2 separate regions of the Homo sapiens genome follow, and region 1 is linked to region 2. The links are chromatin loops, found by intact Hi-C in ENCODE. Cell type or tissue: OCI-LY7. All regions are shown on one strand.

The links. Hi-C counts contacts between places; a loop is a spot of excess contacts. Peaks named below come from ENCODE experiments on the same cell type or tissue, not always from the same donor. Only the 100,000 strongest peaks of a DNase experiment are listed, where the experiment ranks them.
Region 1: a loop joins it to region 2, with 2.7 times the contacts of the local background. A loop is called at or near these places in 6 of 110 quality-filtered maps.

What each region holds. Positions count from the first base shown.
Region 1 is chr1:77,538,645-77,543,644 of GRCh38, forward strand. The region is part of intron 13 of AK5 (adenylate kinase 5); the gene reads left to right. Among named protein-coding and RNA genes, the nearest start is that of ZZZ3, 140 kb to the right of the region's middle. In OCI-LY7, no CTCF peak of the experiment used is centred here; a DNase peak (open chromatin) is centred at 2,697; H3K27ac peaks cover 985 bases.
Region 2 is chr1:77,898,379-77,903,378 of GRCh38, forward strand. All of the region lies in intron 1 of NEXN (nexilin F-actin binding protein), which reads left to right. Among named protein-coding and RNA genes, the nearest start is that of NEXN-AS1, 11 kb to the left of the region's middle. In OCI-LY7, a CTCF peak has its summit at 2,504; a DNase peak (open chromatin) is centred at 2,503.

The DNA of each region.
Region 1 (5,000 bases), 360 kb before region 2:
CTCAAAAAATAAAAAAAAAAATTAAAAAAAAGAAAGGTATTTCTTCCACTTTTAAGATTTGTAAAGGTGGGAAAATTCCTAAGTAATTCAGGATTTAACCACTTTTAGAGTTGGAAAATCCCTCTTAGCTCTCTGTTGTATTATTCCAACCTGAATTCTACAAACTCACAAATGACTGCTCGTGAGTACAGGGTTGAGTTCTCAGACAAATCTGATTTCTGGAATCTTCCTTAGAGCTTTCTAAGTTAGTGGTGTCCAAAAGACCAGATTACAACACATTTAAAGATCTTCATTGGCTTTTATTCATGATTCTAGAATTGGGCAGACCTCAGGACCAGAAAAATGTTTGAAGAATAAGCCACATGGTCAAGCAATATTTATGTTTAGAAAACAGAAGTGAGGAACTGAGGTTAATTAGTTACAGCCTTATGTGAATCAGCTGGCTACCTACTATTGACTTAAGCTCAGCTGCTGGAACTACCAAAACTCAGCCATCTGTTACAGTGTGTACATCCAAGTTGTTTGTTTCATTTAGCACGGATGACTCCACGTTGGTTCGGCCTGTTGGGCCCAGAACGGGAGCCTAGTCCAAACCAATGGCCTCCTACAAATTTTATTTAATGGTGGAAAAGAGGTTTGCAGTCCCCTGGCTCATCTCTTCAACTTCCCCTGCATTTTGGAGATGCTGGCTGCTGGGTGCGTGGTGAGGTAACATTATGATCCACTGCACAAATATGTAAAACCTCTCCAGCCCGGACTGCAGAGCAGCGTGAGCTTCAGCCTTCAGGACTCCCAGAGAGTCTCAGGGAGGCTGCTTCATCCCACTGCCCCTGCCCAGGGCCATCCCCTACCCACACAGCTGCAAAGATGAACAGTCCTCCCTACACACCTAGCATAGAAACAGTGTGTGCTGGGCCCAGGAAGCTGAGATTTGTCTGCAGGTACCCGTGGGGTTTGCCAGTAGCTAGGGTGACAAGAGCGGGGACTGCAGGAGAAGCAGGGGAGGGGACAGGATTGTTTGCCGCTGGAGAGGGAGAAAGCCACTGGCCCACTCTGTTGTCTGGCCTCTGGGTTTTTGCCCAGTCCTCCTGCATCAGCTTAATCTCCCTTGGTTCCTAAGTAACAGCTTGTGGCCTGCTCCTGTGATGCTGTTTGGATTGTTTGCCCCTCCTCCCTGTTGTTTTACTGGACCCAAGACAGGGCTGCTCACCCAAGAGGACCTCTGGGTCACTTAAGGAGCTTTCTTAAAACTAGGTGGGGCTGGTGAATGCACTTCAAGAAAGCAAGTGAGATGAATCAGCAGTTCTGTGAGATTTATTTAGGAATTAAAGCCACAGGGGGGGCCAACCCATGCAGCCCACAAATAGGCCACAAGCACCGCCCTCAGGCCTCTACCCAGCAATGCTGACATTGAACCCATCATCTGACACCCTCCATCCCCCACTCCATGACAAGTCAGCCCTTTGGCCACCAGCTAGCTAAGGAAAGTGCAGCAAAATTTCAAACAAAGATAATTTTTAAAGCAAAGCAGAATTTATACAGCCACTCCCTTATTCTTTATGTCATCATAATGCCATCCTTGTACAATAAAGTTAGAACTTCTTGTAACGTGCACACCAGAGATGGAAGTACATGTGATACAGGTGTATCCCTTTCTGCCTGTTTTTCTCCCTCTCATAAAGCAGAGGTTTGCCCTGCATCTGAGAAAGAATTAGAACAGAACTTTCCTCCATTTCATTCCCCACCTCACTACACTTGGGCCAGGCAGCGTTCGCCAGTCATGGCACTTCCTACCAAGTCTGAATGCTGTCTCAGAAACTTGCTCAACACAGCCGTATGGACCATCACCCCCAACTGACTAGAATTAGCCTACAAGAAGAAGTTTTCTTTCACCTTAGTGAGATAATTTATTATGGCCATAAGTAACTGAAATGTAGCATTTGGGGATGAAAAGCACAGTTACCAGCCAAAGACTCCCTGGGGGATGGCGGGGGGAATATGGGCCTGTGCATCAGAAAGCCCCAGGCACACTTTCATCAACTTCGGTGAGTCATTTTACTGCTTCACCTCTCAGTTCTTCTTCCTAAAGTGGATAGAACACGATCTACTAGAATTGACCAAGTCTATTATTATAAAAGTAACACATACTTGCTTTATAAAATATAGAAAACTGGTCAGGTGTGGTGGCACATGTCTATAATCACAGCAGTTTGGGAAGCCAAGGAGAGTGTGGGTCACTGGAGCTTAGGAGTTTTTTTTTGTTTGTTTCTTTTTTTTTTAGAGATGGAGTCTCGCTCTGTCACCCAGGCTGGAATGCAATGGCGCAATCTTGGCTCACTGCAACCTCCACCTCCTGGGTTCAAGCCATTCTTCTGCCTCAGCCTCATGAGTAGCTGGGATTACAGGCACCCACCACCACACCCAGCTAATGTTTTGTATTTTTATTAGAGATGGGGTTTCTCTTATGTTGGCCAGGCTGGTCTCGAACTCCTGACCTTGTGATCTGCCTGCCTTGGCCTCCCAAGGTGCTGGGATTACAGGCGTGAGCTACCACGCCCAGCCAGGAGCCTAGGAGTTCTTGACTATCTTGGGCAACATGGCAAAACCCATCTCTACAAAAAATACAAAAGTTAGCCAGGCGTGGTGGAACACATCTGTGGTCACAGCCACTCAGGGGACTAAGGTGGGAGGATTATTTGAGCCCAGGAGGTTGAGGCTGCAGTGAACCAAGATAGTGCCACTGCACTCAACTGGCGAGATCCTGTTTCCAAAAAAAGAAAAAAGAAACAAAGAAAATGTAGAAAACTAGGTAGTCCCACCACTCAGAGGCAAACATTGTGGGGCGTTTTCACCACATCTTTTTGCTGTGAATTTTAAAAACATGATTGTGATTGTAGGTAATACTGAGCCAGACTCTGTGGTTGTAGGTAGCAGGTGCCAACTCCCGCTGGCCTAACCTGAAACACAGAACTTCATTATAAGGTTAGAAGACTCAAGGCTGAGGCACAGCAGGCCCTAGAAGGCGTGTGGGATCAGGCCTAAAAGGCTCACAGTGCTCCCTACTGCTTCACAAACACCGTTTCCTTCTCTCTAAGCTGGGTTTTTTTTCTTTCTCTGGCTTATAAGCCAGAATATGCCCACCTGACAGCTTTCGCATTTGCACATTACCACGGCACTCTGATTCCCAGCTCCAGATTCCTGAGAGAAATGATGTGGTTGGCCTTGCTTTGCTCAGGGTCTCCTTGGCTCTCTTAGCTGTGGACAGGCAGCTGGGGTCACAGGGGGCTTTTTTATTTTTTTCTGTACTTTATTGAGTGCATATGGTATGTGTGGGACACGACACTTGGTGCTGGGGACACAGCAGTCAACGTGACAAAGCCCCTCACTGAAAAGAGAAAAACAGGCCAGGCACGGTGGCTCACACCTGTAATCCCAGCCCTTTGGGAGGCCAAAGCAGGCAGATCACAAGGTCGGCAGTTCGAGACCAGCCTGGCCAACATGGCAAATGTCTCTACTAAAAATATAAAAATTCGCTAGACGTGGTGGTGCGCATATGTAATCCCAGCTACTGAGGAGGCTGAGGCACGAGAATTACTTGAACCTGGGAGGCGGAGGTTGCGGTAAGCCAAGATCACACCACTGCACTCTGGCCTGGATGACAAAACGAGACTCGGTCTCAAAAAAAAAGAGCAAAACCGTATACAAGAAAATAAAGCAACCACTAACAAGTTCTGTGGATAAAACAAAACAGAATGCATTGTTGGGAGTGAGCACTGTGGGCAGCTGTTTGGAAAGTCTGAGGAGGTAGCATTTGAATTAGGACCTGACTGATATAAACATGGTTACCTGGGACTCTTCCCTGTGAAGCAGATGGAGGACAAGGAATACCCAGAGAGAAGGGCTCGTTGTGAGCTGAGAGAAACCACAGAAATAGCTATCTCAAGTGGCATAGGCAGAATTGTATCAAATGATATTTAAAGCCTCTTTTTTTCCTAAGTATAAGTAACAACTACACATTGTTTAAAAAAGAAACAAACTAGAAAATTTAAGACTATAAAGGTAAACATTAAAATTATTGAGAATTATTCCACCCAAAGATAATCACCAATGAACATTATGATATATTTCCGTACATTTTGGTTTTTTTCCATTTTTATATACATTTTGTTCATGGCATAATTAGCCCAGAAACACCCCAGGCCATAGATGAAGAGGGCCTGGTAACAGATTATTTCTGTCCCTGCGTTATTTGCTACTCTTAACTGATTAAAAAAATAAAAAGAGAGCCCAGTGACTCATTAAACATGAGTTTTGCAGACAGACAATCAAGTTCCTTGGCAACTCTGCTTTTGTAGAGGAGATAATAAGCTTTTTTCCTCAGCAATTCTGCTGCTGCAGTGTCTCAACTTTGTAAATAGTTTGACCGTTTCCATTAGGTCCTGAAATGCAATGGTCCACATTGTTCTGGTCACCATGCTGTCAGGAGAAGCCCTATGAATTGAGGCAAGAAGAGTGAGAAGTTTCTGCAGTTTCTGGTATTACTGAGGAAAGTGGAAGCAGAAGGTACCATAAGGTCACATTTCACCGCTTGGTTGCAAAATCTACTGGGTAATTCATAACTGACTGGATCCCCAAGTTTGGAGTCTAACACAAGTAAAGGAAAACCCAAAATTACTTGTATACCTTGAATTCTCTGTACTAAATTCTTAATTTTGATTCTTCTTTCAGTTGGCTAAAGTAACTCAACTAATTTTGAGTTCAATTTCTCATTGAATATCTGAGAATGCCATTATAGTGGCTTCACACACAAATGACAGTTTGACTGGACATAATTTAAGTCATAATAATTATTTTTCTACCAAAAGTCAGTAAACATTGCTCTATTTTTTTTTTATTGTTTGTTTTGAGACAGGGTCTCTCTGTGTTGCCTAGTCGGGTTTGCAGTGGTGCAATTACGGCTCATTGCAGCCTCAACTTCCCTGGGCCCAAGTAATACTCCC
Region 2 (5,000 bases):
TTGACAAACCTGAGAAAAACAAGCAATGGGGAAAGGATTCCCTATTTAATAAATGGTGCTGGGAAAACTGGCTAGCCATATGTAGAAAGCTGAAACTGGATCCCTTCCTTATACCTTGTAGAAAAATTAATTCAAGATGGATTAAATACTTAAATGTTAGACCTAAAAGCATAAAAACCCTAGAAGAAAACCTAGGCAATACCATTCAGGACACAGGCATGGGCAAGGACTTCATGTCTAAAACACCAAAAGCAATGGCAACAAAAGCCAAAATTGACAAATGGAATCTAATTAAACTAAAGAGCTTCTGCACAGAAAAAGAAACTACCATCAGAGTGAATAGGCAACCTACAAAATGGGAGAAAATTTTCGCAACCTACTCATCTGACAAAGGGCTAATATCCAGAATCTACAATGAACTCAAACAAATTTACAAGAAAAAAACAACCCCATCAAAAAGTGGGCAAAGGTTATGAACAGACACTTCTCAAAAGAAGACATTTATGCAGCCAAAAAACACATGAAAAAATGCTCATCATCACTGGCCATCAGAGAAATGAAAATCAAAACCACAATGAGATACCATCTCACACCAGTTAGAATGGCGATCATTAATAAGTCAGGAAATAACAGGTGCTGGAGAGGAGGTGGAGAAATAGGAACACTTTTACACTGTTGGTGGGACTGTAAACTAGTTCAACTATTGTGGAAGTCAGTGTGGTGATTCCTCAGGGATCTAGAACTAGAAATACCATTTGACCCAGCCATCCCATTACTGGGTATATACCCAAAGGACTATAAATCATGCTGCTATAAAGACACATGCACACGTATGTTTATTGCGACACTATTCACAATAGCAAAGACTTGGAACCAACCCAAATGTCCAACAATGATAGACTGGATTAAGAAAATGTGGCACATATACACCATGGAATACTATGCAGCCATAAAAAATGATGAGTTCATGTCCTTTGTAGGGACATGGATGAAACTGGAAACCATCATTCTCAGCAAACTATCGCAAGGACAAAAAACCAAACACCGCATGTTCTCACTCATAGGTGGGAATTGAACAATGAGAACACATGGACACAGAAAGGGGAACATCACACTCCGGGGACGGTTGCGGGATGCGGGGAGAGGGGAGGGATAGCATTTGGAGATATACCTAATGCTAAATGACGAGTTAATGGGTGCAGCACACCAACATGGCACATGTATACATATGTAACAAACTTGCACATTGTGCACATTAAAACTTAAAATATAATAATAATAAAATAAAAAAATAAAAAATAAAAAAACAAAAAACAAACAAAAAAATTTAATCAAGACAGGGACTTTGACTTTTTGTTCCCTTTCATCTCCCCAAGCTTAGGATAGCGCCTGACACAAAGTAGGAGCGTAAGAAATATTTGTTAAATAAATAATGAGTCACCATGTCCTGTCAATTCCACTTCCAAAATGTCTCTTCCAGCTTTTCATTCCTAATGCTAATGTCCTAATTCAGGCCCTTATCTTCTCTTACCAAGGTCATTGTACTTGTCCTCCTTCCACTAGTCTTTCCCCATTAAACTCCATTCTCTACATTGCTATGAGTTTCTTTTTCTTTTCTTTCTAGGATACATCTTTCAGTCATGCTCGTTTGCTGGCTCTCTATTGCCTATAGTATTATTAGGTAATATCTGAACTTTTTATTAATATGGTGCACAGTATTCATTCTAGTCTGTGCCCAGCCTGTCCTTCTAGTTTTGCCATAGACTGACTGGACAATTTTATAGCTCCCCAGATTTGCAATGGGTCACCAGGCATTGGTATTTTTGTTCATTCTGGTTCTTTTTCCTGGATGCCTTTACAATCTTTTCCACTTTGTGAAATTCTACTTATCTGTCAAGGTCTAACTCAAATGTCATTGTCTCCGTGAAACCTTCTTTAACCCAGCCTCTTCCTTAACCATACCATAGTCTTTTCCATGTTTCTATAGCCTGGTTATAATACTGGTATTATAGCATTTACTACATCATATAATAATTAGTACATCTATTTCTGTCACCAAAGCTATTTGATTCACAAGGGCTAGCTCTTATTTGTTTCGTATCCCATTGCCAGGCATACTTTTTGGCATACAGCAGATTCTCCTTTTCACAAAAATAATGTATTGTAAATACAGACCTCATCTGTCAAATTTGAAAAAATGCAGCTTTTTTGATAAATTGTGTATGGGTTATACTAATATTGCAATATTACCTCTGAAACCTGCGGTGGATACATATTCGTCTTCATTTAACATGAATGCTTAATGTGTTAGAATGCCATTACTAAATCTCTTTATCATCCCAGCCTTCTCTATTATGACCAAACTCTTAGAACCACCTGTTCCATCTTATCTTTTGATCACTGGTTTCTTTCTAATCGTATTCTTGATAACGATTCAATTGACTTGCCTGGGATTTTAGATACATAGGTGTAATGGAGCTGAATTGTTGGGTTGCTGCTGCCCCTTTAAGGTGGCCAAGGACATTGCATCTGCCTACTCAAACAAGAAAAATCACTTAACGCTAGAAGAAGAAAAGCCTGTTAAGATTCCAGATACAAAGTCTCTTGGCATTCAGGTCACTGAGTATAGGAATTAAGTTGTTAAGCCAATCTCCATTTAGCATTCTAAAATACATTTCTAGAATGAGAACTTGATATGACTCAATTAGGATGTTTTTCCTGTAACTCAGCAAATCTCAAAATGTGGTCTTAGAACCCCTGGGAGTCCTCAGTACCATTTAGGGGTCCATAAAGTCCTTCCTTTTCCAACTACATATTAGTATAAGGTCATATTTTCTTAGAGACTTCAATCAAAACAACATCACCGTAGTTTGAATGCAGAAGCAGATATGAGAATGTATTTTTCCTCTATTAAGCCAGATACCAGAGATTAGCAAAAATGTAAAATTATTTTCCTCTTCTTACTAATTATTTTTATGTTTATAAATAATGGTTTGTTATTGTTACTTTAAATGACTTTATAAGTACATATTAGAATATTTTGTTTTAATTTCTAATATATTAAAGACCTATTGTTATTATCCATATAAACAAAACCTCTATTATAACCAAACTCTTAGAACCACATGTTCAACCTTATCTTTTGGTCACTGTTTTCTCTCTCATCTTATTCTTCATAAGAATTCAATGGACTTGCCGGGGATCTTAGATACTTACAAGGTGCAATGGAGCCGAATTGTTGTGTTGTGGCTGCCCCTTTAAGGTGGCCAAGAACCACCTTAGGATCCTCAATAATGGGCCCAGACTTTAGGTCCTGAGCCCCAAAAGTTTGAGACCCACTTTATAATACATAGCCTTTCTTTTTGTGGGGGGATTTTCTTTAACATCACAGATCTTATTATTTTATTTAGAGATGGTGTCTCACTATGTTGCCCAAACCAGATTCAAACTCCTGGGATCAAACGATCTTTCTACCTCAGTCCTCGCTAACTAAGCTGGGACTACAGGAATGCACCCAGCTAAAGCTAATTTTTATGTGTGTTTACACACTTTCAGATGTTACCTAAATAAAGCCTTTTCTAATCTAAAAATGTAAGCCTTATTATATTTTTGATAGTTATATTTTATCTCATCTAGACCATAAACTCCATAACAGATATTTTATCCTATTCGTTATTATTTATGTAGTAGCCTATATACTGTACCTAGCACATTATAGAAAAATGTTCAATAAATGTTTCTTGAAAAAACATCAATGTTCACTAATTTATCTTTTTCTGTTTATTCTTAGTTCTGTCATACTCATCACTCTAAATTTATAAAGCATATGAAAATCACCTAGTTTATGGTACACAATAGGTATTCAATTTGTTATTTTCTCCTCCTTTATTTGGTTTAGAGGTTTCAGAACTTTCCTTTAACGTACTGCAGTTTTAAAAAAATCCTTAAATTTTATTTGTACATGTAACTTTTCATTACTTTATTAATGACTTCATCAAATGAAAGTTTACCAATTTTCTTTGAGTGGTTAAAGTTTTCCCAAAAGAGAATAAAAGGCAAGAATTATAGGTTTTGATTCTGTTCATATTCTGAGAGGATAGGAGGATGTACTACATAGAGCCTAGGATATGGTGAGTACAGGTAGAATATTATTTAAAACATCTATAAAGATGTGTTATGCTGAAATAGGTGTTGCACAAAATAAATGAAACAGACTTTGTATTGCCTAATACAGTGGAAAAAGCTGATAATTGTTGAAGCTTGATATGGGTGTATGGGGGTTCATTGTATTAGTCTCTTTCAGTTTGTATGCCTGAAATTTTCCATAATAAAAAAGTAAACAAAAAAGATAGATTAGACTGATATGTCTGAGATGTTTACCAATATAAAAATGTTTAAAGTTTATGCCAGATACACCTAGAAATCTAAGCATATTTAGAGGTCTCAGAGACTGAAGGAGAAAAAACAACCATGTTTAAGATGAAGTGGAGAAAAATCACCATTTCCATTATAATTAGTTTGGGAAAATACCTCCTTGGTAAAGAAGTGACTTAAGAAAGGTCTTGGAGGTAGAAAAAGGCTACTAAATAGATTTGTCTAGCTGGAAGGTTGAAAAAATGGAGAGAAGACAAAGGAAACTGAAGAGTCTGAGGGTCTGCAGAAGGCCTGTCAAGCCCAGGTGAGAATTTTAGTTCTGATCCATGATGCACTACACAGTTAACATCCTCAGAGTTAGAGTGATACACTAGAGCACAGAGAGGTAGAGATGGCAGTAGTTGAGTAGAGAACCTAGTGGGCCTGGTTGAGGGCAGAAAGAATGGTGGGCTGTTATCCTATCATAAGAAATGAAAAAAAAAAAAGAGAGAAATCAGAACAATCATGGCTAGAAGTTCTTCTGGAACTTTTAAAACCTATTTTTTTTACCAATAATGTATACTTAAATTATTATTCTATTCTAATACAATATGTATCAGTTAAGAGTTCTGAAGAAACTACATTAA